Linked DNA regions of Homo sapiens: regions 2, 3, 4, 5, 6 and 7 are each linked to region 1. The links are chromatin contacts, found by Hi-C or POLR2A ChIA-PET in ENCODE. All regions are on one chromosome and are shown on one strand. The core of a region is the stretch at or near the end of the contact, and the rest is flanking DNA. Distances in the headings are between cores, read along the strand shown.

Region 1 (3,993 bases), core at 990-3,489:
GACAGGCCCTTATATTAGGTGGCAATGGGGCCACCTGAGTTCTGGACCATGGCTCAAGCCCAGGCCAAGCAGCCCTGGAGTAAGGGCATGAGGCAGGGGGCCCCAAGCCAAGTTGAACACTGGGGTACCGTCCCTGGAGCAGCCTGGGGTACCCTGACAGCACCCATGCCCCAGTCTGCACACACCCCTTGTTCTGAAATTAACAGCCTGCAGGGGTGTCCTCAGTATCAGAACTAGTGGGCCACACAAAGCCCTGGAGGACTCTACAAACCCAGGTCCATGGGGAGCAGCCCTGTAAGGGCCAGATGGCTGGGTGGAAAAGCTGACCAAGTCTTCCTTCCTTTCAGCCAAATCTGGAAGAAAGGCACCTTGCCTAGAGCAGTGTTCCTGGTACCCAGGCCTCTGTGGGCATCCTTCAGCACAAAGACCCTCTCCAAGGGGGGATGGGCTGGCCCTCCCAGGACCACCAACCCACTTCCAGAAGCCCATGGGTCATCCCCACCTTCACCTGACTGGGCTGTCCCTGACGCTAAGGCCCAGCAGCACGAAGGGGATTCCACACAAATCAGGGCAGTAGGCTGCTCTCTGGCGGCACTGGGGGCTTAGGGTCTGGCCAGCCTGTCCCTGGCTCAGGACACATGCCTGGAAATTAGGGTTTTCTCCTCTGCTCTTAGCATCTCCTGGGTAAACCAATAATTACTCTCCCTCATGTCTCAAAATTCACATCTATCTAAAAGGCGCTAGTGAGGGTGACATTTCCAGGAAGCCATAGCCCATGTCACCCCCTGCAAAGCTGTGACCTTTTCCGCGGGCAGGCCAGGCGGCGGAGTTCTCCCAAAAGCGGATGAACTGGCACTCTGGCTGGAGAAAGCAGAGAGCAGCAGCACAATGGACAGCGTCTGGGACCTCAGGCCGATTCCACAGCAGCTTAGGAAAGCAGGAGGCCCCCTGGGCGGGAGGAGGCTTGATGCTCTGGAGGGAAACGGAACTGAGCAGCGGGAGGTGGGGTGAGCCTGAGACCCGACCGATTTTGGCAAAGGCGAGGCGCACTTTGCAGTATCATACTCTCCTCACTGCCCAGCCCAGACCTGCCCTTCAAGTCCCTCTATGGACTCACTCCCCTTAGCCAGGGGTGGCACAGATTCAGTAGCCAGCATGGGTTTGGAAACAGAGGTCAACACCGCCCTGCCCCTCCCTGCGGGGCTGCGCAACACCCTTGAACCCTGCGCATGCTGAGACTGTAGTCCCATAGCCCTGCGACCAACGGCCGGAAGCAGCTAAGACACTATTACCAGCATGCCCGGCAGGAGGGCACCGCGCTGCCCCCCCCCCTCAAGGGACCAGCATCATCCCCACTCCCGTAGCATACTGGGATTGTAGTCCCGCAGCTCTGCCACCAACAGCCAGAAGCAGTTAAAAAACTGTTCCTCTCAGCATGCCCTGCAAGGCGCGCACCGCTGCTGTACCTCCCTTAACGTATCCGTAACCTCCCTCAACGTATCCGTACCTCCCTCAACGTATCCATACCTCCCTCAAGGTATCCGTACCTTCCTCAAGCTATCCGCACCACCCTCTCTTCCATTTCATGCGAAGATTGTAGTCCCGCAGCCCTGCGACCAGCGGCCGGAAGCAGCTAAGATGCTACTGCTCCCAGCATGCCCCGCGAGGCGCGCACAGCACAGGCCCTCTCTCAAGGTCACCACCTCCACTCCCGTTGTATGCTGGGATTGTAGTCCGGCCGCCCTGTGACTAACGGCTGGAACCGCCTAAGACACCACCCCAGCCAGCATGGCCGGCAGGAGCGCACCGCGCTGTCTCCCTCCAGGGATCCGCACCGCCCTACAATCCTGCTTTGTGCTGAGATTGTAGTCCTGCAGGCGTACAACTAACAAGCTGGGTGCAGATAAGAGACTACAGCTCCCCGCATCCCAAGCAAAGGTCCCTCCTCTACGGAGCCCCTCCACGCGTCCACTGCGGTTCCGCCGTGCCAAGGGGAGCTTGGCTGTTCACGGGCCTCACCTGCTAGCGAGAAGATAGCTTGGCCGGGCGGCTGATCTCACCTTGTAATTCTGACACTGTGTCTCCCGGGCTTGTCGGCTTCATGACTTGTGCCCAAAGTTTGATTTCTCGCAGACCAGGTAAAAGCCAAGAGGCTCTCATAGGCGCCTTGGCAGAGTTGCCATTGGAACGGGCGTCCTCTAGTAGCTGGGATCTCCCCGCCCCTTCCTCCTGAGGGGCCACTCCTTTCTGCCCCACCCTTCTTATTGCCCCACCCTTTGCCACACTCCTTCAGAGATGCGCAGTGCTGCCCCTTTCTATGGGCAGGGCCGAAGGTCCGCGTGTAAAAGTACCCAGTCCCTGGTAACCTGACACTTCCCTTTTAAAAGCCACCTTTTGTCTATCTCTGGCCTGCCACGATTCTTCCTGTGCTCCATAGGAGGACCCATTGGACCCCCGGGCTGGCTGCAGGGCCCACACCTGGGTTAGACCTCGCACAGGGACGCTGCTGCCACTGTAATAAAGCGTGCCTACACGCTTCTGAAACTGGTGTAGGAACAACCTCAGTTCTGTGAAAGGCGGACGCAGCAGGACAGAATCTCCGTGGACATCTGTCTGGAGGAGCAATTTTACTGCGACATTTTAAAGAAACAAATTTAATTGATTTCCAAGGTAAGAAATTAAACCTTGAAAACTAAACTGAAAAGTCATCTGTGTTTGACAAGTCAGACTTTCTCCAAGAAGAAAACTAAGGAGTGCATATTTTCCATTATTATAAATAGTGAAAATGAGAAATCATAGCAACTCCCTGGAAAATCTTGCTCTGCCAGTTTTCTAAATCACAGTAGGGCCTCGATATGGTTTTATTTGTTTTTGTTTTTGTTTTGGAGTGTGTTCACCTTTTGAATATAAGAATTTGCGGTTTTGACCAAGTTTTTAAATTTTCAGCTATTGTTTATTTGTTTTTGTATTATATTTAATTTTTCTGTCTCTCCCTCTCTGTCTCAGACTCAATCATTTCACAGGTCTCTTAGGCCTCTTTTCATTTTCTTTAAACTTGTTTCAGTCTTCAGATTGGATGGTTTATATTGCTGTCTTCTGTTTCTACTCTGTAAACTAAAAGTTCTTTTTATTTTATTATTTTATTGTCTTCTATTTTACTCTTTTTATAATTTCCATGTCTCTGCTGAGACTCTACATGAGTTAATTCATTATGAGAATATTTTCCTTTACCCCCATGAACGTACTTATAATAGCTGCCCTGAAATACTTGTCTGCTGATTACATCATCTCGGACATCTTAGAAATAGCTTCTGCTGCCTGCTTTTTATCTTGTGTATAGTTTGCATGTTACATTTCTTCACACATTTTATGAATTTTAATATTGTGTAATAGAAATTATAAATATTAGTTATAGAGACTAAATTCTGTTGTATTCTTTGGAAGAGCATTGTTATTATTTGAAGAGGGGGTAAATGTGGCTGAATTCAAACAGAATAATTATCTTCCCTACGGTGGGAAAGGTTGAAATTCTCATTCAGTCACACACACGTATGTATGTATTGTATATAGATGAATGTTTCTATGTAACTATATATAATATTTTATCCAGATTGTATCATTGTTATCTGTGAGAGTGTTAGTTTAGCAAGCTACTCCAGTATTACCGGAAGCCAGAACTTCAGTTTTGTTTTCTTACTGGATTTTATGTAAATGAGAGTATCTACTATGGATAGTTTTACACCTACTTTTTCTTTTTTTCTTTTTTAGTTATTTGAGACAGAGTCTCGCTCTGTCACCAGGCTGTACAGTGCCGTGGCCTGTCTCGGCTCACTGCAACCTCCACCTCCTGGGTTCAAGCGATTCTTATGCCTCAGCCTCCCAAGTATCTGGGACTACAGGCATGCGCCACCACGCCCAGCTGATTTTTGTATTTTTAGTAGAGACGGGGTTTCACCATGTTGACCAGGATGGTCTCAATCTCTTGACCTCGTT
Region 2 (3,910 bases), core at 531-3,030, 7.2 Mb after region 1:
CATCTCCTTTGCTGACTGGAATCCCCCGCAGCACTTCCCGCACAGTCAAAGGTTTAAACTGCACTAATTTAGATTCCCAATTCCCACAAAAACCAGTTCCCCTTGACCATTTAATCACCAAGAGGGAGAACTGGGGGAGTTCCCATCCCAGGATATGGGAAGTCCCTGAGCCCTCCAGCCCTGTCCTTCTAGTCAAAAAGGGGTACACTTTTGTTTTCAAATCCTATTTGTGATGCCAAAAATGTTCTGTGAGGCAAATGTGAGAGGGGAGAAACAAAGACACACACACAATACCATTAAGGGTAAACAACTTTTATCCCACGTAAATGGCAATGCAGACATAATAAAGTAATAATATAATAAGCAAATGATATAATAAGCAAATAAATATAATAAGCAGATTGATGTAATAAGCCAATCTTAATAAGACGAGGAAATGGGAAAAGATATATATATATATATATATATATATATATATATATTTTCCCTCACCAGACTATGGGGGATTCACCACCAGAGAGGGAGGCAACAGCCACAGCTCTAGAGTCAGCCACCCGTCCATCGTACACAGACAAGGAGAGGTCTTATGAAGCTTCAGGGCGGTCTGGGACCTTAGCTCTTTTGTAACGAGTTGTTTGGCATAAGGCCCAGTGATGAGAGCCCTTCACGACTTGCCTCAAGGAACACAAAAAGGTCAACCTTTTTTTGTGATTGTCTATTGTTTTTCAACAACTAATATATAGGAATAGATTGAAATAGAGATTTCTTCAATACAGCGCTGGATGAACACCTCAGGGGCTCACACAACCTGTTCTGGGACTTGGTGACAATTGTTTGTGTCCACATTCAATTGAGTTCAGATTTAATATGTGACTTTTCCTCCACAAATTCCCCTGTCTTGATGAATCGGCTCTGTCTAGGCAAAGGGTAAAATAAACCCCTTGGGCTGTTACACAACCTCCGCCTCCTGGCTTCAAGTGATTCTCCTGCCTCAGCCTCCGGTGTAGCTGGGACTACAGATGTGCACCCCCACACCCAGGTAACTTTTTATATTATTAGTTATTATTATTATTTATTAGTTATTATTAGAGATGGGGTTTCACCATGTTGGCTAGGCTTGTCTTGAACTCCTGACCTCAAGTGATCTGCTCACCTTGGCCTCCCAAAGTGTTGGAATTACCAGCGTGAACTATCCGTGCCTGCCTCTAAATGATTTCTATCTCCTATAGCTGTTGGAAATTAAAGATTGTTTCAAATTGAAAAAATAAAAAGAATGTGGACAAAAATAAAATATAAATAGTTTTTTAAAATTACGAGATATTACAAAATATATATGTAAATCTGGAGTGCTCAAAAATGACAAATTTGATTTATTTATAAGGTTTTATTAAAATTAGCTTTAATAGATTTTACCATTACCAAAGTAAAAGTTGATTTTCTGTTGAACAAAAATTTTATGTATTATTAATGACAGCAAAATACTTCTGTTCACCTTTTTAATACATTCAACAAGAAAGAGAGTAAACAAGAGATAAAATATTCCCATGCTCTGGGGTGGGCCTGGCTCAGCTCAGGGAGGAAGCACTGTTTGAAAAGCCAGCTGCTTAGGCTGGCACTCTTTGTTCACTTAACCCAGCATCTGATCATATCTTCTGTCACTCAGGGCCTGAGGGGGCGGGGATTTAAGCATTATCCAATCAGGGACGCTGGGCTGGAAGCCGTCCAATCAGGCACGCAGCCAGAGTGAAGCGGAAGGCTTCCGGGTTTTGCGGGGCCTTTGTCTCTGCAGCCGGAGCTCCAGGTCTTGTCTTCACTGCTGTGTGTCCTCTGCTCCTAGAGGCCCAGCCTCTGTGGCCCTGTGTCCTGCAGGTATTGGGAGATCCACAGCTAAGACGCCCGGGAGCCCCTGGAAGCCTAGAAATGGTGAGAGTGCCGGTCCGACATCCCGAGAGAGGGGGATAGGCTGGTTGGAACCGGTGGGAAGTGGCTGTGGCGGGACTCAGGCCTCTGCGCAGTCAGCTCCACAATCTGCACCCTGAGTTCTCCTTGCCCAGCTCGGCCTCAGTCCCGTTCAGCCATAATTTGGCGGCTACGCTGACAGCCGGGCCCCCTGGCGTCCTGTGTCTTCCCTGCGTAGTGACTGCTCTGGCCTGGAGCGCTCCGTGGGCAGCTCTGCAACCGCAGCCTCCCGTCTCTCCCAGAATGTGCAGGGACCACCAGAGGGTCGTCAGGGGAGAATCCTGACTCGGGGTGCAGGTTCATGAATGGGAAGAGCTTTGGTCCGTGGAGTTCACAGTTTCTGTTTTCTGCTATTCAAAATTTATGGGGCCGGGCGCAGTCGTTCACGCCTGTAATCCCAGCACTTTGGGAGGCCGAGGCAGGCGGATAACTTGAGGTCAGGACTTCAAGATAAGCCTGGCCCAAATGGGGAAACCCCATGTCTACTAAAAATGCAAAAATTAGCTGGGTGTGATGACAGATGTCTGTAATCACAGCTTCTCGGGAGGCAGAAGTGAGAGAATCGCTTGAACTCCGGAGGTGGATGTTGCAGTGAGCTGAGATCTTGCCACTGCACTCCAGCCTGCGCGACAGTGAGACTCCGTCTCAAAAAAAAAAAAAAAATTCCTGGTTATGTAATTACAGTTTAATTGGCAGTTTATAGTTGCTTAAGCCTGAATTTTGTTTCCCCTAATGTAGTAATTTCCCAAAAAATGCACATGAGCTTAGATTTTTTTTTTTTTGAGGTAGAAATCCAGGGACTAGAGCTTCTTCAGTCTAATTGCCTGCCACTTAATTATTTTCACACGCCACAGCGGACTGATTTTCCCTGGCATTTTCCACATGTGTCTCAAGCAAGGCCTCAAGTGTACCCCATGTTCCTCAATTTATTATTTTTATTTTTTTTTTTTTGAGACGGAGTCTCGCTCTGTCGCCAGAGCTGGAGTGCAGTGTCAGATCTCGGCTCACTGCAACCTCCGCCTCTCAGGTTCAAGCATTCTTCTGCTTCAGCCTCTGGAGTAGTTGGGGCTATGGGCACGCGACACCACGCCCAGCTAATTTTTGTATTTTTAGTAGAGATGGAGTTTCAGTATGTTAGCCAGGAATGCTAGTTACCAAGGAAAAAAATAGGGAAAATCTCTCTTCCATTTTGGCTGTAGACAATGAATATATTTCCACAGGAAAATGTGGTAGATAATTGATGAGTTACATAGATTCGTCAACACATTAGTTCCTCTTTTTGCAGGGGAAATTTGTGACAGTGAATATCTCAGTTCTATATCCTGTTGAGTTCTGAGTTAAATGCTAAATTATATGTGATGAAACATGGTACCTTCTAGAAGTGTTCCCATATGACTAATTTTTTACTACATTATTTTATTTATTTACTTTTTTTTTGAAACAGAGTCTCGCTCTGTCAACAGGTTGGAGTGCAGTGGCGTGATCTCGGCTTACTGCAGCCTCCACCTCCTGGGTTCAAGCAATTCTCCTGCCTCAGCCTCCTGAGTAGCTGGGATTACAGGCACGTGCCACCACACCCAGCTAATTCTTTTGTATTTTAAGTAGAGAGGGGGTTTCAACATGTTGGCCAAAATGGTCGTGATCTTCTGACATCGTGATCTACCTGCCTCGGCCCTCCAAAGTGCTGGGATTACAAGCATGATTTGCCGCACCAGGCCTACTTATTTTTAAGATAAATAATAAAATAATACATATATTTTCTGAAAGAAGTAGATATATTTACTTTTCTTATGGAGGTATCACATGCAAGCACCTTAGCCAGGTGCAGTGGCTCACGCCTGTCATCTCAGCACTTTGGGAGGCCGAGGTGAGTGGATCACTTGAGGTCAGGAGTTTGAGACCAGCCTGCCCAACATGATGAAACCCCATCTCTACTAAAAATACAAAAATT
Region 3 (3,977 bases), core at 66-2,565, 5.7 Mb after region 1:
CATGCACTACCACGCCCCGCTAATTTTGTATTGTTAGTAGAGGCGGAGTTTCTCCATGTTGGTAAGGCTGGTCTCGAACTCCCGACCTCAAGTGATCCGCCCGCCTGGGCCTCCCAAAGTGCTCGGATTACAAGCGTGAGCCACAGCGCCGGCCTCAAACGCATGTTTTTATAAATTACTAAATTGGGGGAAACAAAATTGAGGCGTAGCCAACTATACACTACCATTTAACCTCTGATTACATAACAAGGAAATGTCCACCTTGATAGTACAAATTAACAAACTATGTAACTGCATCTAACCAATTACTGAATTTGGTTTTCTTTATCTCATGTTATTAAAGTCTTCTCTTCAAGCCCCTGCTATGGACGACAAATGACAAACCATAGCTGGGTACTTTACAATTTTTTTTTTTTTTTTTTTTTTTTTTTTGAGACGGAGTCTCGCTCTGTCTTCAGGCTGGAGTGCAGTGGCGCCATCTCGGCTCACTGCAACCTCTGACTTCCTGGTTCAAGCGATTCTCCTGCCTCAGCCTCCTGAGTAGCTGGGATTATAGGCACATGCCACCACGCCCGCTAATTTTTGTATTTTTAGTAGAGGCGGGGTTTCACCATATTGGCCAGAATGGTCTCAATCTCCTGACCTCGTGATCCGCCTGCCTCGGCCTCCCAAAGTGCTGGGATTACAGGCGTGTGCCACCGCGCCCGGATTTTTGAATCACTCTTTAATTAAATTCTTTAATATTTTTGCGGTGACTTCTGTATATTTTTAATAAGAGAAAAGAGAGACTCAGAACCCCACAGACCAAAGCTCTTCCCATTCATGAACCCCGCACCCCGAGTCAGGATTCTCCCCTGACGACTCTCCTGTGGTCCCTGCACAACCTGGGGAGACTCGGCGCTGCGGGTGCAGAGCTGCCGAGAGAGGGATCCAGGCCAGGGCACAGTCACTGCGCAGGGAAGAGACAGGACGCCCGGGGTCCCGGCTGTCAGCGCAGCCGCCATCTTATGGCTGAGGGGGACCGAGGCCGAGCTGGCCAAGGAAAACTCGGGCGCAGATGGTAGGGCTGACTGCAAGGAGGCCTGAGTCCCGCCACAGCGACTTCCCACAGGTTCCAACCACCCCCTTCCCCTCTCCCAGGATGTCGGACCCAGCACTCTCACCATTTCTAGGCTTCCAGGAGGACCTGGCGTCTTAGCTGGGGATCTCCCAATACCTGCAGGTCACAGGGCCACAGAGGCTGGGCCCCTAGGAGAAGAGGACACAGACCAGGGAAGACGAGACCTGCAGCTCGGGCTAGAGCGAGAGACAAAGTACCCGCCAAACCCGGAAGCCACCCTGTCCGCTCCAGCTTCGTGTCTGATTGGACGGTTTCCAGCCCAGCGTCCCTGACTGGATAACGTTTAAGGCCTCGCCCCTTTAGGCCCTGAGTGACAGGAGACGTGATCAGATGCTCGGCTGAATGAAGAAAGAGTGAAAGCCTAAGCTCCAGCCTTTTCAGGCAGGTTTTCCTCCCTGAGCTGAGCCAGGCCCAACCCAAAGGTATTTGCATTTAACCTTGTGTGTAAGGTCATATGCGTTTATACATAATACATAATATGGCCGGGCGCGGTGGCTCACGCCTGTAGTCCCAGCTACTCCGGAGGCTGAGGCAGGAGAATCGCTTGAACCCAGGAGGCGGAGATTGCAGTAAGCCGAGATCGCGCCACTGCACTCCAGCCTGGGCCACAGAGTGAGACTCTGTCTCAAAAAAAAAAAGAAAAGAAAAAAATACACTATATTGTTATTCACAAACAAAAATAATCTAATAACAACTATTTTAAAATTTCAGCTTTCCTGACCTTCCTGGCTTCTGGTTTTTTGATCAGGCAGCCTGAGATTTTAAGAAGGAGGCAATCATGGCCGGGTGCGGTGGCTCACGCCTGTAATCCCAGCACTTTGGGAGGCCGAGGCCGGCGGATCACCTGAGGTCAGGAGTTGGAGACCAGCCTGACCAATACGATGAAACTCCGTCTCTACTAAAAATACAAAAATTAGCGGGGCATGGTGGCGGGTGCCTGTAATCCCAGCTACTGGGGAGGCCGAGACAGGTGAACCCGGGAGGCAGGAGTTGCAGTGAGCCGAGATCGCTTTGAACTCCAGCCTGGGCACCAAAAGCGAAACTAAGCTCCGTCAAAAAAAAAAAAAAAAAAAGGAGGCAATCTTCTGAAATAGAATGTGAGCCAAATGTGAATTTTAAATTTTCTAGTAGCCAAACTTTAAAAAGAAAGAAGAAATAGGTCAAACTGATTGTAACAATTTCAGTAACCCAATATATCCAAAATATTACTATATGAGCAATGTGTAATTATTAATGTAGCATGTATATAGTTAGAACTATATCATTGGAACTAAGTCTGTTTTTTTTTGTTTTTTTTGTTTTTTTTTTTTTATTTTTTTTTGAGATGGAGTTTCGCTTTTGTTGCCCAGGCTGGAGTGCAATGGCACAAAGTGTGTTCTCTGCCTCCTGGGTTCAAGTGAGTCTCCTGCCTCGGCCTCCTGAGTAGCTGGGATTACAGGCATCTGCCACCATGCCCGGCTAATTTTTGTATTTTTAGTAGAGACGGGGTTTCTCCATGTTGGTCAGGCTGGTCTGGAACTCCCGACCTCAAGTGATCCACCTGCCTCGGCCTCCCAAAGTGCTGGGATTACAGGCGTGAGCCACCGCACACAGGCTACTAAGTCTGTTTTTTGCCTTTCCAGCACATCACAGTGTAGACCCAGCCACATTCCAGGCACTCAGGAGCCACACGTGAAGTGCAGCTCTGATGTTGGGTGGGTAAAGGGCCTGAATAAATTTATTCTGCCAGTGTGAAGGAAGGGCCTCTTCCTAACAACATCTCTCTTCAGTTTGGAGGATGGAAAAGATGGCGGCCATAGAAAGAGCAGAGGGCAGCAGGAATAAATTAACCACAAGTAGACAACTGCTGGCCACCTTTGGCCCACCTTCCTTCCAGAGATCAGAAAGGGAGCAAAGGATGATAGGTCCGGAGGAGAAGAAAACTCTAAGTCTTCATATCTGTGCATACTCTTGACCTGCAGTGTTTATATAGAGAGAAAATAGATTAAATGCAAACATATTTTGCTATTTGGCCTTGAACCTAATCATCGGGCCTCCTGGATTGAAGTGATTCTCGTGCCTCAGCCTCCGGAATAGCTGGGATTACAGGCGTGTACCACCATGCTCAGCTAATTTTTTTGTATTTTTAGTAGAGATGGGGTTTTGCCATGTAAGCCAGGCTGGTCTTGAGCTCCTGGCCTCAAGTGATCCGCCCACCTCAGCCTCCCAAAGTGCTGGAATTACAGGCATAAGCCACTGTGCCTGGCTATGATATATTTTTACATTTATGGTTTAGGTGATATGTCCTTCTTCTCTGTCATGTCCCTGCCAAAATGTGGGATGATGACATATCCCTGGACCTAGCACATAGTTAACGTGACTCTTGTATGTTGCAGAGGCCCCACATATTTTGAGTAGTGTGACATATGACTAGACCAAACACCTAGAAGATGGGAGGCACCTGTCTGTTCCCTGTAAACAGGGTGTTAGCCCTACCATTCTCAAAAGCCTCATGACATATCTCTGCATTCATCACCTAGGAGATGTGACTCTCTTCTGCTGCCTGCATCCTGCCAACAGGAAAGATTGTGACATAACATTTGGCCCAGCAACAGGTTGATGTGTTTTCTTTTCCTGGGTCCTGTTCACAGGGAGCGTTGTGACATATCACTGGGCACAGCACCCACATTCTGTGACTCTGCTGCCTGTGCCCTCCTTTCAGAACAGGAATGTAACATATCCCTGGCCAAGCACCCAGGTGACGTGACTCTTCTTCCTAGTTTCTGCCATGAGAAAAGATTTTGATATATCTCTGGCCTAGCACCAAAATGATGTGACTCTCTTGCTCACTGTCTATGCACAGGTGGGATTTGTTCAG
Region 4 (3,668 bases), core at 1-2,500, 5.4 Mb before region 1:
TCTAGAGATTCTTATGCCTCAGCCTCCCAAGTAGCTGGGACTACAGGTGGGCATGACCACACCTGGCTAATTTTTGTATTTTTAGTAGAGATGGTGTTTCACTATGTTGGCCAGGCTGGTCTCGAACTCCTGACCTCCAATGATCCTCCAGCCTCAGCCTCCCAAAGTGCTGGGATTACAGGCATGAGCCACTGTGCCTAGATGACAGAGGGACTTTAAGCACAGAGAGGTTTAACATTCCATTTTAATCCGTTTATTTGCTGTGAGGAAACTCGCTTTGTCTCCCCAAGTCCTAGGAGAAGACAGCTCAGATAGACCAGCCCCAGGGACCTGAATATGGGCTGCTCAAGGACACATGTCTACTTTGTGTCCCTGGGAACAGAAAGACCAAGAATCAGGGATGCACGCATTCACAGCCAAAGGTGACAGTGAGATCGTGAAACCAGGGAGTATGCAGAAATCCTGGGGTGTGGGGCCCCTTGGGGGAACAGGGGCACAGCATGAGGCAATTGTGGGTTCTTGCTGTGTTGGATAACACATCCCCGTATCATAGAGCCACTCTGAGTTGGGGCTCCTCTCATCCTCTCACTTGTAGCCCAGAGCATTCAGTTGACATCCCCATTTTGGAACCCCAAGCTTTCTGTGCATGCCTCACTAGGGCATGCGTCTCTCTTCAAGGTAATTTCTGTTTTTTGTTTTGTTTTGTTTTGTTAGAGACAGAATCTCAGTCTATCGCCCAGGCTGGAGTGCAGTGGCACAATCTTGGCCCAGTGCAACCTCCGCCTCCCGGGTTCAAGCGATCCTCCCACCTCAGCCTCCCAAGTAGCTGGGACTACAGGTTTGCACCACCACACCCGGCTGATTTTTGTATTTTTAGTAGAGACGGGGGTTTCACCATGTTGGCCAGGCTGGTCTCAAACTCCTGACCTCAGGTGATCCGCCCACCTCAGCCTCCCAAAGTACTGGGATTACAGGAGTGAGCCACAGTGCCCAGGCCTGCACAGTAACTTCTGCTGTTCTTAGACACTCCCACCTCAGGGTTTTTGCATCAGCTGTTCCATCTGCCTGGACTGCCCTTCTTCTTCAAGATCCCCACTTATGTAGTCCTTTCTGTTCTCAGCTCAAACACCTCCTTCTCCAGGAAGCTCTGCCCATGCAATGTGGATGGGTCCCCCGCCTCTGTCCCCATCATGTCACCCTGTTGTGGTTTCTCCATTTCACTCCTCACAGTCGGTGGTGTGTTTGCTGGCTTCCTGTCTGTCCTTCATCAGCCCACAGAGGCATCAAGGCCTGTGTCACTCACAGCTGTGTCCCCAGCAACCAGCATTGAGCACAGGAAGGACTCGGGAGGGAAGTTCAGATCCTCAATCTCATGCTGGCCACATGTACCTTCAAAGAGAGCTTCCGGTAGCCTTCTGCTACATCCCAAATAGCCACAGTCCTATCAAACCCTCCAGAAATGAGAAAAGAGCCTGCAACAGAAAATGAAAGGGTGGAGATGGGGGTCAACTTTCCAAGCCAAGTGAGCCCAAAGCCAGCTGAAGATGCCTTGGCGAGGCACCACCTCATCTCACTCTGACAACACTGAAACCCCTTCCTGGAGTGGCTCCACGACCCCAAGCCAATTACAGCTGATTCTTATCATTTACAGTAGTCATGTTCTATGACAGGGGTCCCCAGTCCCTGGGCCACAGACTGGTACCAATCCATGGCCTGTTGGGAACCAGGCCACCCAGCAGACAGTGAGTGGTAGGCAAGCAAGCCAAAGCTTCATCTGTATTTACAGCCACTCCCCATCGCTCGTATTACCACCTGAGCTCGGCCTCCTGTCAGATCAGCTGCAGCATTCGATTCTCACGGGAGCATGAACCCTATTGTGAACTGCGGATGCGAGGGATTAGGTTGTGCACTCTTTATGAGAATCTAATGCCTGATGATCTGTCACTGTCTCCCATCACCCCCAGATGGGACCATCTAGTTGCAGGAAAACAAGCTCAGGGCTCCCACTGATTCTACATGATGCTGACTTGTATAATTATTTCACTATATATTACAATGTAATAATAATAAAAATAAAGGGCACAATAAATGTAATACACTTGGGTCATCCCGAAACCATCCTCCACAGCTCCCATTTGTGGAAAAGTTGTCTTCCATGAAACCTGTCCCTGGCGCCAGAAAGGTTGGGGGCCTCTGCAGTTTTTGCAGACACTGAATTAGTGAATACTGAACCATCGCTCCTAGGGGAAATACAGGGTCAGTTTCCTGCGAGCTCTGGTCACATTCTCATCAGTTGATCAGTACGTAACTTTGTTTTATGTGTGTTTCTGTTTAAAGACACCTTATTGCATATATACTGTTGATTTGTTTACATTGAACTCACAACCAACAGCTGTAACTCATGCCTGAATGGATGCATGCATTTTCCCCATCATAGCACTCTCGCGCTTAGGAACGGCAAACAGCACTTCGGCACTGTGGTTAGGGATCATTTTATTTGTTATTTATTTATTTATTTATTTATTTATTTATTTATTTATTTATTTATTTTTAGAGATAAGGTCTTGCTCTGTCACCCAGGCTAGAGTGCAGTGATGCAATCAGCTCACAGCAGCTTCAAACTCCTGGTCTCAAGCAATCCTCCCACTTCAGTTACCAAGTAGCTGGGACTACAAGCAGGTGCCAGCACACCTGGCTAAATTTTTTTTTTTTGTTTTGGTAGAGATGGGGTCTCACTATGTTGCCCAGGCTGATCTCAAACTCCTGGGTTCAAGCAATACTCCCGCCTCAGCACCCCCCCAGCACTGAAATTAAAGCTGTGAGCCACCACACACGGCCAAGGGAGCCATTTTACACAGCAAAATCACTAACAAAAAGCAAAAGAAAGCCCAGGTGTGGTGGCTCACGTCTGTAATCCCAGCACTTTGGGAGGCTGAGGCAGGCAGATCACATGAGGACAGGAGTTCAAGACCAGCCTGGACAACATGGCGAAACCCCATCTCTACCAAAAATACAAAAATTAGCCAGGCATGGTAGTGCGCACCTGTAATCCAAGCTACTTGGAAGGCTGAAGCAGGAGAATCGCTTGAACCCAGGAGGCAGAGGTTGCAGTGAGCCAAGATCGCGCAACTGCGCTCCAGCCTGGGCAACAGAGGGAGCAAAACAAACAAACAACAACAAAAAAAAATGGTGGCACTAAATAGACCACAAAAAGGACATTTTACCACGTGGGAGGTGAAACAAGAAGGCAGAGTGTTGCCTTGTCCAACCTCAGCTGGGAGGTGACTTAGATTTTTTGCTGCTCTTCACATCTGTGAGTGACCTTGAAAGTGCCATGAATGTTGACTTTAGGTTTACAAATAAATATCAGCAAGTAGGTGACTTCACAAATACAGAATCAGGAATAATAATGATTAACTGCATGTGATTCTTTTTTTTTTCTTTCTTTTTTTCTTTTTTTGAGACAGAGTCTCACTCCGTCACCCAGGCTAGAGTGTAGGAGCGCAGTGGCACAATTTTGGCTCAACTGCATGTGATTCTGAACCCCATAAAGCCAAGGACAGAAGCTGGCAGGGTGCCTCACAGTGGGACTTAGACAAGGGGTGCTGCTGAAGAGGGAAAGTTGCCCAGAAGCACCCTAGTGCTTCTCAAGCCAGGCCCCAGTGGCA
Region 5 (4,119 bases), core at 498-2,997, 7.0 Mb after region 1:
CCATGTTTCATCACTTAAAATTTAGCATTTAACTCAGAAATCAAAATAAAAGGATATAGAAAAAATTTACCCTGCAAAAAGAGGAACTAATGTGTTGATGAATCCATGTAACTCCTCAATTATCTACCACATTTTCCTGTGGAAATATATTCATTGTCTACAGCCAAAATGGAAGAGAGATTTTCCCTATATTTTTCCTTGGTAACTAGCATTCCTGGCAAACATGGTGAAACCTCATCTCTACTAAAAATATGAAAACTAGCTGGGAGTGGTGGCGCTTGCCTGTAGTCCCAACTACTGGAGAGGCTGAAGCAGGAGAATCGCTTGAACCCATGAGGTGGAGGTTGCAGTGAGCCAAGATCTGACACTGCACTCTAGCCTGGCGACAGAGCAAGACTCCGTCTCAAAAAATAATAATAATAATAATAATTAATTGAGGAACATGGGGGACACTTGAGGCCCTGCTTGGGACACATGTGAAAAATGCCAGGGAAAGTCAGTCCCCTGTGGGATGTGAAAATAATTAAGTGGCAGGCAATTAGACTGAAGAGGCTCTAGTCCCCGGATTTCTATTTCTAAAAAAAAAAAAAAAAAAAAATCTAAGCTCAAGTGCATTTTTTGGCAAATTACTACATTAGGGGAAACAAAATTCAGGCTTCAGCAACTATAAACTGCCAATTAAGCTCTAATTACATAACCAGGAAATTTCCACCTTGATTGTACAAATTAAGAAACTACATTACTAAACCTAACAAATTATTGAATTTGGTTTTCCTCATCATGCATTTTATAAATGTCTTTTCTTCAAGCCTCTCCCATGGACCACAAACTACAAACTATAGCTGGGTGCTCTACAATTCTTGAATCACTCTTTGATTAAATTGTTTGATATTTTTGCAGTGACTCCCATAATTTTTTTTTTTTTTTTTTTTTTTTAGACAAGAGTCTTGCTCTGTCGCCCAGGCTGGAGTGCAGTGGCAGGATTTCAGCTCACTGCAACCTCCGCCTCCCGGGTTCAAGCGATTCTCTCACTTCTGCCTCCCGAGAAGCTGGGACTACAGACATTCGCCAACATATCCACCTAATTTTTGTATTTTTAGTAGACAAGGGGTTTCCCCATTTTGGTCAGTCTGGTCTTCAACTCCTGACCTCAAGTGATCCGCCCGCCTCGGCCTCCCAACGTGCGGGGATTACAGGCTTGAACGACCGCGCCCGGCCCCATACAATTTTAATAGCAGAAAAGAGAAACTGTGAACCCCACAGACCAAAGCTCTTCCCATTCATGAACCCGCACCGCGAGTCAGCATTCTCCCCTGAAGACCCTCCGGTGGTCCCTGCACAATCTGGGAGAGACACGGCACTGCGGGTGCAGAGCTGCCCACAGAGCGCTCCAGGCCAGGGGCACAGTCACTGCGCGGGGAAGCGACAGGACGCCCGGGGGCCAGGCTGTCAGCGTAGCCGCCATCTTATGGCTGAATGGGACTGAGGCAGAGCTGGGTAAGGAGAATTCGGGGTGCAGATTGTGGAGCTGACTGAGGGGAGGCCTGAGTCCCGCCACAGACACTTCACCTCTCTCGGGATGCTGGACCGGCACTCTCACCATTTCTAGGCTTCCAGGGGGTCCTGGCGTCTTAGCTGTGGATCTCCCAATACCTGCAGGACACAGGGCCACAGAGGCTGGGCCTCTAGGAGAAGAAGACAGAGAGCAGTGAACAGACGACCTGGAGCTCCAGCTGCAGGGAGAGACAAAGACCCCGCCAAATCCGGAAGCCGTCCTGTTCATTCCAGCTGCGTGCCTGATTGGACGGTTTCCAGCCCAGCGCCTCTGATTGGCTAATGCTTAAGGTCCCGCCCCCTCAGACACTGAGTGACAGAAGATGTGATCAGCTGCTGGGCGGAGTGAAGAAAAGAGTGACAGCCTAAGCTGCAGCCTTTTCAGGCAGGGCTTCCTCCCAGAGCTGAGCCTGGTCCATGCCAGAGCATGGGAACATTTTATCTCTTTTTTACTCTCTGTCTTGTTGAATGTATTCAAAGGTGAACAGAAGTATTTTGCTGTCATATTAATAATACATAAAATTTTTGTTCAAGAGAAAATCAGCTTTTACTTTGGTAATAGTGTATTAACGATTAAAGCTAATTTTAATAAAACCTTATAAATAAATCAAATTTGTCATTTTTGACCACTCCAGATTTACATATATATTTTGTAATCCCTGTAATTTTTTTATCTATTTATATTTTATTTTTATCCACATTCTTCTTATTTTTTCAACTTGAAACAACCTTTAAGTAATTTCAAACTGCTATAAGAGATAGAAATAATTTAGGGTCAGGCACAGGTAGCTCATGCCAGTAATCCCAACACTTTGGGAGGCCAAGGTGGGTGGATCACTTGAGGTCAGGAGTTCAAGACTAGCCTGGCCAACATGGTGAAACCCCATCTCTACTCACAATGTAAAAAATTAGCTGGGTATGGTGGTGCACATCTGTGGTCCCAGCTACTCCGGAGGCTGAGGCAGGAGAATCACTTGAACCCAGGAGGTGGAGGTTATGTAACAGCCCAAGGGGTTCATTTTGCCCTTTGCCTAGACAGAGCCAATTCATGAAGACAGGAGAATTTATGGAGGAAAAGTTAAATGTTAAATTTGAACTCAATTGAACGTGGACACAATGGTCACCAAGTCCCAGAACAGGTCCTGGTTGTGAGCCCCTGAGGTGTTCATCCAGAGCTGTATCAAAGAAATGTCTATTTCATTCTATTACTATACATTAGTTGTTGAAAAACAATAGACAATCACAAAAACAACTTGACCCTTTTGTGTTCCGTGAGGCAAGTCCCAAATGGCCCTCCTCACTGGGCCTTATGCCAAACAACTCGTTACAAAAGAGCTAGGGTCCCAGACCACCCTGAAGCTTCATGAGACTCCTTGTCTGTGCATGAATGGGTGGCCGACTCTGGAGCCTGGGCTGTTTCTTCCTACTCAGTTGGTAATCCTCCATAGTCTAGTGAGGGTAAATATATATATATATCTTTTCCCATCTCCTCTTCTTACTGCAATTTGCTTATTATATCAATCTGTGTATTATATTTATTTGCTTATTATATCATTTGCTTATTATATCATTAGTTTATTCTGTCTGCATTGATATTGATGTGGGTTAAAGCTTGTTTACCATTAAAGTTATTGTATGTATGTCTTTTCTTCTCCTCTCCCACGTTTCCCATACAGAACATTTTTGGCATCACAAACAGGATTTGAAAACAAAAGTGGGCCCCTTTTTGACCAGAAGGATAGGGCTGGAGGCTCAAGGATTTCCCATATCCTGAGATGGGATCACTCCCAGTTCTCCTTCTTTGTGATTGAATGGTTCAGGGGAACTGGCCTTTGTGGGAATTGGGAATCTAAATTAGTGCAATTTAAACCTTTGACTGTGCGTGAAGTGCTGCAGGGGATTCCAGTCACCAAAGGAGATGCTGAGGGAATCTCACAAAGTGGATAGTGTTTGATTGCTGCTTATAAGTTAATGTGTCAAGATAGGGGCTGGTTGCTACAAGAGAAATATAAGCTGGAAAAGGAAAATGCTAATCTGACTTCCGGACTGGCCCTGGCCCAATGCCAGTCAATGTCTTGACTGATCAGGCTCAAAGCTATCAGCCTATTGCTGAAAAAAGCAGCTGTCCAGGTGGCCCAATCAGGGTAAAACTGAAGAACTAGTCAGCCGGGGCTTAGAGCATGTAAAAACCCAGTTCCTATCTCAAAAATGGGAAATTAAGCCTAGTAAAATTAAGGATCCGCACAAAGTGTAAAATTCTTTGGCATCCTATGGAATGCAAAGAAACAGTCCACTTCACCAAAGGCTAAGGCTAAAATACTATAATTTGCAACCCCTACCACTAAGAAGGAGGCCCAGAAATGTATTGACTTGTTTGGATTCTGAACACATCATATTCCTTACTTGGGTAACATTTTACAACATCTGAATGCAGCCACTAGAAAAAGGTATGACTCTCACTGTGGAGAGAAAGACAGCATGGCTTTTGAACAAGCTAAACAAGCAGTGCAACTGGCCCTGGATCTATGGCCTATATGGGATGGGCCTGATGAACTGCGAGTAACT
Region 6 (3,945 bases), core at 1,020-3,519, 5.2 Mb after region 1:
ATACTGTGTGGCCGTTAAAACACACATACACACACGCACACACACAAACACACACACACACACACACACACACACACAGAAGATCATGTCCTTTGAAGCAACATAGAGCAACATAGATGAAGCTGGAGACCACTATTCTTAGAAAACTAACGTAGCAGCAGAAAACCAAATGCATGTTGTTTCTAAGTAATAGCTGAGGCTGGGCGCGGTGGCTCATGCCTGTAATCCCAACACTTTGGGCCGAGGCGGGCAGATCACCTGAGGTTGGGAGTTCAAGACCAGCCTGACCAACATGGAGAAACCCCATCTCTACTAAAAATACAAAATTAGCTGGAAGTGGTGGCGCATGCCTGTAATCCCAGCTACTTGGGAGGGTGAGGCAGGAGAATCACTAGAACCTGGGAGGCGGAGGTTGCCGTGAGCCGAGATCGCGCCATTGCACTCCAGCCTGGGCAACAAGAGCGAAACTCCATCTCAAAAAAAAAAAAATATTTAAGTAAGAGCTGAATAATAAGAACACGTAAACACAAAGAGGGAACAACAGACAGTGAGGCCTAGTTGAGGTTGGAGAATGGGAGGACAAAGAGGATCAGAAAAAGTACCTGTTTGGTGCTATGCTTAGTACCTCAGTGACAAAATAATCTGCACACCAAACCCCCATGACACAATTTTAGCTGTATAACAAACCTGCATGTGTACCCCTGAACCAAAAATAAAAGTTAAAAGAGATTCATCTTTTCCCCAGGGTATCCACTTGAGAGGCTACACTCCATATCTCAGGTTGTCCTACGAAAGAAAATGACTTTAGGAGCTGATATTCACTAGATACTCTAGCAGACATCGCCATAGCGGTTATCTTGGTTTATTCAGAGACAGTACTGAAAGCCAGGACCAAGAATAAACGACAGGGTTGCTAAGCACAAATCACCCCATAACGTTTGCAAAATAAAAACATCTTGACACTAAAACATTCTCATAAGATCTTTATGCCTAGGGAAGACAAAAGAAAAAGAGGCACAGAGATTTTTTACAATTCACTATCGGGATATTCCTTGCTTTCTTCTCATGGGAAATATTTACAAACAGAAAACATATCTTTTTAAATATGCCATCTAATGCTTTGTCAAAAAATGATTAATTAAAATACAGTATGAAAAATGTACACTAAAGGACAAATAATAATGTAAATTAGGGAAAAGAAGTTGGCATTTGAGATTTTCAGAAGGAACTGAAAATTCAGTATTTTACTGCAAGCCAGAGTTAAGCTGGAGAAATGGGGTGTGGGGGGTTGACTTGAGAACCTGCTTGGGACCTATGTGAAAAATGCCAGGGAAAATCAGCCCCATGTGGCGGCAAATAGACTGAGGTGGCTCTAATCTTTGGATTCCTAATTTTAAAAAATCAAACTCAAATGCATTTTTTTTTTTTTAGAAATTACTACATTGGGGGAAACAAAATTCAGGCTTAACTAACGATAAACTGCCAAGTAAGCTCTGATTACACAACCAGGAAATTTGTAGGCTCAAGGTGAAAATTAAGAAACTACGTAAATATACCTAACCGATTATTGAATTTGGGTATTTTCATCTGCATCTTTCCTTCAAGATCCTCCCATGGACCGACCACAAACTACAACCCACAGCTGGGTGCTCTATAACTTTTGAACCACTCCTTGCTTAAATTTTTAAGTATTTTCGCGATAACTCCCATAAATTTTTAATAGAAGAAAAGAGGAACTAGGAACCCCATAAACCAAACCAAAGCTCTTCCCATTCGTGAACCCGCACCCCGAGTCAGGATTCTCCCCTGACCACCCTCCCGTGGTCCCTGCACAATCTGGGAGAGACACGACGCTGCGGGTGCAGAGCTGCCCAGAGAGGGCTCCAGGCCAGGGCACCGTCACTGCGCAGGGAAGAGACAGGACGCCCGGGGGTCCGGCTGCCAGCGCAGCCGCCAATCTGATGGCTGAAGGGGACTGAGGCTGGGCTGGGCAAGGCGAACTTGGGGCGCAGATTGTGGAGCCGACTGCGGGGAGGCCTGAGTCCCGCCACAGCCTCTTGCCACCGGTTCCAACCAGCCCCTTCCCCTCTCTCGGGATGTCGGACCCGGCACTCTCACCGTTTCTAGGCTTCCAGGGGGTCCTAGCGTCTTAGCTGTGGATCTCCCAATACCTGCAGGTCACAGGGCCACAGAGGATGGGCCTCTAGGACCAGAGGACGCAGAACAGCGAACACTAGACCATACTCCGACTGCAGCGAGAGACAAAGACCCCGCCACATCCCGGAAGCCGCCCTTTCCGCTCCAGCTGCGTGCCTGATTGGACAGTTCCCAGGCCAGCGTCGCTGAATGGATAACGTTTAAGACCCCCCCCCCCCCCGCCCTCAGGCCCTGAGTGACAGAAGATGTAACCAAACGCTGGGCCGAATGAGGACAGAGTGACAGCCGAAGGTGCAGCCTTTTCAGGCAGGGCTTCCTGCCTGAGCTGAGCCAAGCACACCGCAGAAGGTGTTTGCCTTTAACGTTGTGTGTAAGGTCTCATATATTTGTAAATAATATACTATATGGCTGCTCACACATGAAAAGAATAGAATAATTATTTTTAAATTTAGGCTTTTTTGTGTGTGAGACAGAGTCTCACTCTGTCGCCCAGGCTGGAGCGCAGTGGCGCGATCTCAGCTCGCTGCGACCTCCGCCCCCGGGTTCAAGCGATTCTCCTGCCCCAGCCTCCCGAGTAGCTGGGATTACAGGCGCCTGCCACCGCGCCCGGCTAATTTTTTTGTATTTTTAGTAGAAGCGGGGTTTCGCCATCTTGCCCAGGCTGGTCTTGAACTCCTGACCTCAGGTGATCCATCCTCCTTAGCTTCCTAAAGTGCTGGGATTACAGGCGTGAGCCACCGACCCCAGCCGGAAGACATTTCATTCTGCTGCAATTTAGCAAAATATTTGAGTACATCTTGAAGTTGTCTTTTGATTTTTTTTTTTTTTTAAGACATGGTCTCACTTTGTTTCCCACGCTGAAATGCAGTGGTGTGATCTCGGCTCACTGCAACCTCAGCCTCCTGGCTTCAAGAGATTCTGGTGTCTCAGCCTCTCCAGTAGCTGAGAATACAGGCGTGCACCACCATGCCCAGCTGATTTTTCAATTTTTAGTAGAGATGGGGTTTTGCCATGTTTGCCAGGCTGGTCTCAAACTCCTAACCTCAGGTGATCCACTCGCCTCGGCCTCCCAAAGTGCTGAGATTATAGGTGTGAGCCACCCTGCCTGGCCTGCATTTTGATTTTTACAATGGCAGAGCTGCTGTTGAAGATTTCAAAGTCAGAAGCAGCCATGGGGCAAAGCTCCAGAAGCACACCTGGAAATCACACACAGTGAATACATCCCTCACCCTGAACCAATTGTTTTCACCCGAGTCTGCATGTAAAAATCACTTCGGAGGTCTTTTAAAATCCCCCAAACACAAGTTGCCACATACCAATTAAATCAGAATTCCTGCAATGGAACCTGGGCAATAGTGTAAATATCTCTAGGTGATGACAGAGCGCAGCCAAGGTCAAATGCCAGTGCTGTAAACCAGTACTTTTAGGTGACTAGTTGCAAATTTTTTCTCAAATGAATGAAAAAATGTTTGCCGCTAAGTCATGGCTTTGTCTTACCAATATTACCAAATTATTGTTCTATGCACAACCAACGTCGCTATTGGTTTTGTTCCTGAACCAACCCAGTTGTATATATACTGAGTGCACACAAGGCCCTGACATTGGCCAATGTAGGTGCCCTGACATTGGTGATCGTTACTGTGAGGGAAAAATTTTCTAGAATAAAGGTTGCATTCCCCTAAAATTAAAAACATGCCATGTACCGAATTGGGGCTAAAATAAAAAGACGTATGGTCTCATTCAGGAGTTAAGGCTTGGCTGGGCACGGTGCCTAACGCCTGTAATCCC
Region 7 (3,686 bases), core at 405-2,904, 7.0 Mb before region 1:
ATAATATTATATGGTTTGGCTGCATCCCCACCCAAAATCTGGACTAGATGCATAACATATCACCCTGAGATCTTAACATTCAGATGAGGTCAGAGACTGCATGCAGATTTTGGCTTCTCGCATTAAGAAGCATGTGAGAGTGTAGAATGTATAGGATAAATAATAGAATGGAAATCTGATGACTAAATTAATAGATTTTACTAGAAAATGGCCAAGGACTTATCAGTCCCATTATCTCTTTCTGGATGCTCTGGAGGACAGCACATCCTGGCTTCTCTTACATGTGGAGCTATTTGAGTGGTTTGTAGGCCATGGAATATAGGCAGAAGTGATTGCAAAATTGTGTCTTCATTATGTTTTCTTATTTCTGCTCCATCCTGGGGATGCCTCTTTGGATGTAATGCTTTTACTTTTCACAGTGTCCAGGATTATTGCCCTCTTCATGTGGGCTACAGGTTTGGGTGGTGGGCTGAAAGTGTCTTGATGAGACAAGATCTGGTGACCCTGAGTTGCTGGGCATAAGCTGGGCCATCTGGTTTGTGCCTGGTTCTGGCTTCCCTGGGGGCTGGAGGGGCAGATGGGGAGGGGTCAGATCCTGGTTGCTGTGAATTAGAGATGAACAGTGACACGCCATCTTACATCACAAACTAGAAACCATGTCAACTCCACTCTTCCCTTAGGGCTGCAGGTAATTAGTCTCAGTGATCCTAAGTTTTGAATCATGTAAGAAAGTATCCCTTGGGCAATAGGTCTACCTGTATATTAGGAAACCCTCCTGCATATACCGTTTTAAAAAGATGCATACGCCAAATGCTGCAACGTATTATTATGTAAAATTTAAACAGTATTCATGAGGCTCCTGTTGAATCAGTCAACGTATTTGTTTTGACAAATATCAGAGTCTGCAAAGAAGTATCTCAGACCCTCCCCTAGCAGTGTATTGTGATGATGTTGCCAATAATACAGAATATTAATAATGACAGCAATAGCTCTTATGTTCTTATCGGTATGTTCCAGGCCCAGTGCTAAGCAATTCTTAGTTACTTCCCACCAAACAGGTGGCTTTGTCTCATTTATTTACTGGAATTTAAAGAGTCTGGTTCTCAAATGTTTTGCAGCATCCACTTTTCCTGGACAAGTTAAGCAGAGGGCTGGGTCCCACCCCCCAGAGTACCTGATTCAGTGGGTGGGGACTAAGAACTTGCATTGGTAACAAATTCGCAGGTAATGCTGATGTCATCTGAAAATTACTGATAGGGGAAATTTTAATATTATCATATTAAATAATTATCTTCATTTTCCTTAGGAATCTCCATCTCAAGGCTCAGAGAGATGAACTGCTGGCGCAGGGATACACAGGGAGGAAAGTCAAGGCGTGAGTTGCCTGGTAGAGACATTTGAGAGTGGGTCATTGCCTCAGATAATTTCCACGGAACTCTGTGTGCCTCTCCTTTAAGAAGAGGTGAAGCCAATCCCTTTCTTGGGAGCCTTGAGAAGCCGCCTCACCGAGAACAGAAAGTGCGCTCCAGGTACCACCCGGATTCCGTCAAACTACATTACCCAGAAGGCAGTGCTACAAGGGACGGAAGCCGACCCCAAGCCATAGACGGAAGGCGCAGAGGGGCGTTCCCGTAGCGGCGTGGGCGGGACTTCCGGCGTCCAGTCTTCGTCCGCCGTTAGGTTGCGGCTGCTGTGGTTGCCAACGCTACACTGGGTAGAACGCCAGACAGGGGCCACTTTTCGAGACCGAGTAGAGACGGACAGTGAGGAGGATAGGACCCACTTACACGCTTTTATGTCAGCCGCGATCCCACCCCCACAAGCGTCTGCAAAACCCTTCCTGGGGCCTTGGCGACAGCCCTGTGTCCTCACGGCGCGCAGAGGCGGCGCCGCGAACCTTGTGTGCATTTTACACGACGGCGGGGACTGAGGTCCCTCGCAGCCCAGAGCCGGAGCCCGGGGTCGGCCGAGCCCGCAGGACCGGCTTCCTCGCCGACTCTCACGGCCTCACCCAGCCCCCTGGGCCCATGGCGGCGCCGGCGTTGGTGAGTGGAGGGTTCCGCAGCCCGCGCGAGCTCGGGTCACCGCCCGCATGCACCCATCCGCTGTAATACGGCGGATGCCGGGACTCTGTGCTTCTCCCTTTTGATGCCCTAGGTTATGGAGATCCCGGGAGAGGGTGAGGTGAGAGGGCAGGGCTAATCACTTCCTACCCAGGGTCCTGAATCCAGGACAGGAGTTGTAAGGAGAGGTCCCTGTCTCTGGCTCTAACCTGGAGCTGTCGCCTCGCTGCCCTCGGCCTCCATTCCCTCGGGTCTAAAATGCGAGTCTCAGTAATTTTCTCTGTGGAGGGAGCTGGAGAGGGTACGCTTGTGACGTGGGTCCTGTCTTTCACTGCTCGGAGAGCATCACTCTAGGTGCCGTCTTTGAAGAAGGACTCTCTAGGTCCTGCTGTTGTTTTAGGGGATCATTCCAGCGGAAGTCTGGCCCTACCAAAAGCTGGGAGAGGGAATGAGAGCCTCGAGGGCAAGAGGTGAGGCGGGAGCAGCATTTTTGGCAGGAGGCTAGAAGACAAGAAGCTCATTGGATTTATCTTTGCAGATGCCGTCTGTTTATTACAAATGAATCTGGCTTGCCGCCTAACAGCAGTGAATCCGTGCTTCTGTTTAACACATGCTCTTGTATTTGAAAAGCAAATCCAGCACAATATTCATTAATGACAGTGTACATGAATGTATGTCTCTTGGAGTGTGAGCACATAAGGCCCCAAGTTACTCTCCAGCATGTCACACTGTTTACTCCTCGTAGCTCTGATCACCTTCAGGAGTTGTCTATTCATTTTTCCTCACCTGGTCTGTTCTCTAACTTCAATCTAACCTTGTTCCAGGGTCTCTTCAGAGAGAGCTTCCCTGGTTGCATCATGTAAAGTCTCTCCCAGTCTTTGTGGTCTTCTCACTCTTGTGTTGTTTTCTAGAGTCTTCTGACTTTATCTTGATTGTTTATTGCTGAGGATCTGTCCCCCAACCCCAGAATGTCAGCTTCTGTTCTGTTTTTCATCCCCAGGCCCAAAACTATTCTGTTCTGGGCCTGTACCACTTAGTCGATAAGTGATTAATGAATGAGATTCTATCCTCTGGGGCTCCCATCCTACTTAGATTTCATCTAACCCAACCCCACCCCATACCCCACCATGGCTGCAAAGTCACTGCCCAATCCACCAGGACACTCCCCCTGCCATTCTTCTCTCCTGCACATGCCAAGCTCATTGGACGATTTTCTCTGTCACATTGTCGCCAGATCTCTGCAAGGCTGCTCCTGGATGTGTGCTGCATTGAGCTCTCCTAGGGTGCGACAGGAGCAAATAGGAAAAATACTAACAGCAACAAATAGTAGCTGGTCTTCACTGAGCGCATTGATAATGTGCTGAGAGGCAGTTTCTGTGTATTACCTTATTTAACGCCCTTCTTCTCAGAGTAAAATTCTTTCATTTTCCTTTCTTTACAGAAGAGGAACCGGAGACTCAGATTAACTACCCAAGGTTGCATAGCTCATAAGTAACAGAAACAATCCAGTATGTCGAGCATAAAAGCCTACATTTTTTATTTATTTATTTTTTTTGAAAGAGGGTCTAGCTCTGTTGCTCACACTGGAGTGCAGTGGCCCCATCGCAGCTCACTAGCAATCCT

The links. A loop is a pair of places that touch in the nucleus more often than their neighbours do. ChIA-PET counts read pairs that join two places held with the same protein, here RNA polymerase II (POLR2A). Pooled maps may share reads with other maps.
Region 2: a pooled map shows a loop between it and region 1 (31-fold over the local background). The contact joins the promoter of ZNF737 here to the promoter of LINC02987 in region 1. A Hi-C loop is called at or near these places in 6 of 50 pooled maps. POLR2A ChIA-PET finds 5 or more read pairs at or near these places in 2 of 52 experiments (CD4-positive, alpha-beta T cell and naive thymus-derived CD8-positive, alpha-beta T cell).
Region 3: a loop to region 1 is called in a map of CD4-positive, alpha-beta T cell, with 7 times the contacts of the local background. The contact joins the promoter of ZNF257 here to the promoter of LINC02987 in region 1. A Hi-C loop is called at or near these places in 2 of 168 maps with a recorded cell type or tissue (CD4-positive, alpha-beta T cell and naive thymus-derived CD4-positive, alpha-beta T cell) and 6 of 50 pooled maps. POLR2A ChIA-PET finds 5 or more read pairs at or near these places in 3 of 52 experiments (CD4-positive, alpha-beta T cell, CD8-positive, alpha-beta memory T cell and PC-9).
Region 4: a pooled map shows a loop between it and region 1 (5-fold over the local background). The contact joins the enhancer-like site here to the promoter of LINC02987 in region 1. A Hi-C loop is called at or near these places in 1 of 37 single-sample maps with no recorded cell type and 9 of 50 pooled maps. POLR2A ChIA-PET finds 5 or more read pairs at or near these places in 1 of 52 experiments (CD4-positive, alpha-beta T cell).
Region 5: a loop to region 1 is called in a map of CD8-positive, alpha-beta T cell, with 9 times the contacts of the local background. The contact joins the promoter of ZNF66 here to the promoter of LINC02987 in region 1. A Hi-C loop is called at or near these places in 2 of 168 maps with a recorded cell type or tissue (CD8-positive, alpha-beta T cell and naive thymus-derived CD4-positive, alpha-beta T cell) and 8 of 50 pooled maps.
Region 6: a map of CD8-positive, alpha-beta T cell shows a loop between it and region 1 (6-fold over the local background). The contact joins the promoter of ZNF492 here to the promoter of LINC02987 in region 1. A Hi-C loop is called at or near these places in 2 of 168 maps with a recorded cell type or tissue (CD8-positive, alpha-beta T cell and naive thymus-derived CD4-positive, alpha-beta T cell) and 4 of 50 pooled maps.
Region 7: a loop to region 1 is called in a map of ascending aorta, with 14 times the contacts of the local background. The contact joins the promoter of ZNF599 here to the promoter of LINC02987 in region 1. A Hi-C loop is called at or near these places in 2 of 168 maps with a recorded cell type or tissue (ascending aorta and naive thymus-derived CD4-positive, alpha-beta T cell) and 8 of 50 pooled maps.

The regions. Positions count from the first base shown.
Region 1 is chr19:27,791,677-27,795,669 of GRCh38, reverse strand. LINC02987 (long intergenic non-protein coding RNA 2987) reads right to left here and starts at 2,239. Exons shown (of 7, transcript NR_146733.1): 1 at 2,061-2,239. LINC00662 (long intergenic non-protein coding RNA 662) reads left to right here and starts at 1,730. Exons shown (of 3, transcript NR_027301.1): 1 at 1,730-2,138; 2 at 2,438-2,670; 3 at 3,769-3,993. RefSeq lists enhancers at 1-351, 1,518-1,997.
Region 2 is chr19:20,563,651-20,567,560 of GRCh38, reverse strand. ZNF737 (zinc finger protein 737) reads left to right here and starts at 1,780. Exons shown (of 4, transcript NM_001159293.2): 1 at 1,780-1,923. The coding sequence starts at 1,921. All of the region lies in intron 2 of LOC105372316 (a long non-coding RNA gene), which reads right to left. RefSeq lists enhancers at 1,928-1,977, 2,188-2,347.
Region 3 is chr19:22,049,822-22,053,798 of GRCh38, reverse strand. ZNF257 (zinc finger protein 257) reads right to left here and starts at 1,315. Exons shown (of 4, transcript NM_033468.4): 1 at 1,164-1,315. The coding sequence starts at 1,166.
Region 4 is chr19:33,158,218-33,161,885 of GRCh38, reverse strand. It overlaps WDR88 (WD repeat domain 88), which reads right to left. Exons shown (of 11, transcript NM_173479.4): 8 at 1,390-1,472. It overlaps LOC124904691 (a long non-coding RNA gene), which reads left to right. Exons shown (of 2, transcript XR_007067228.1): 2 at 1,231-2,115. Among named protein-coding and RNA genes, the nearest start is that of TRT-AGT1-3, 17 kb to the left of the region's middle. RefSeq lists a cis regulatory region at 545 and enhancers at 461-630, 974-1,383. Within about 2 kb of position 1,250, at least 4 of the 41 ENCODE cell types and tissues checked have a DNase peak (open chromatin) inside an H3K27ac peak, as active enhancers do; they include CD4-positive, alpha-beta T cell, where a contact is called at or near this core.
Region 5 is chr19:20,773,932-20,778,050 of GRCh38, reverse strand. It overlaps ZNF66 (zinc finger protein 66), which reads right to left and starts at 1,747. Exons shown (of 4, transcript NM_001355197.2): 1 at 1,601-1,747. The coding sequence starts at 1,603.
Region 6 is chr19:22,632,648-22,636,592 of GRCh38, reverse strand. It overlaps ZNF492 (zinc finger protein 492), which reads right to left and starts at 2,269. Exons shown (of 4, transcript NM_020855.3): 1 at 2,119-2,269.
Region 7 is chr19:34,771,183-34,774,868 of GRCh38, reverse strand. ZNF599 (zinc finger protein 599) reads left to right here and starts at 1,654. Exons shown (of 4, transcript NM_001007248.3): 1 at 1,654-2,045. The coding sequence starts at 2,028. LOC124904696 (a long non-coding RNA gene) reads right to left here and starts at 1,522. Exons shown (of 2, transcript XR_007067234.1): 1 at 1,175-1,522; 2 at 180-602. RefSeq lists an enhancer at 1,724-1,833 and a silencer at 1,944-2,003.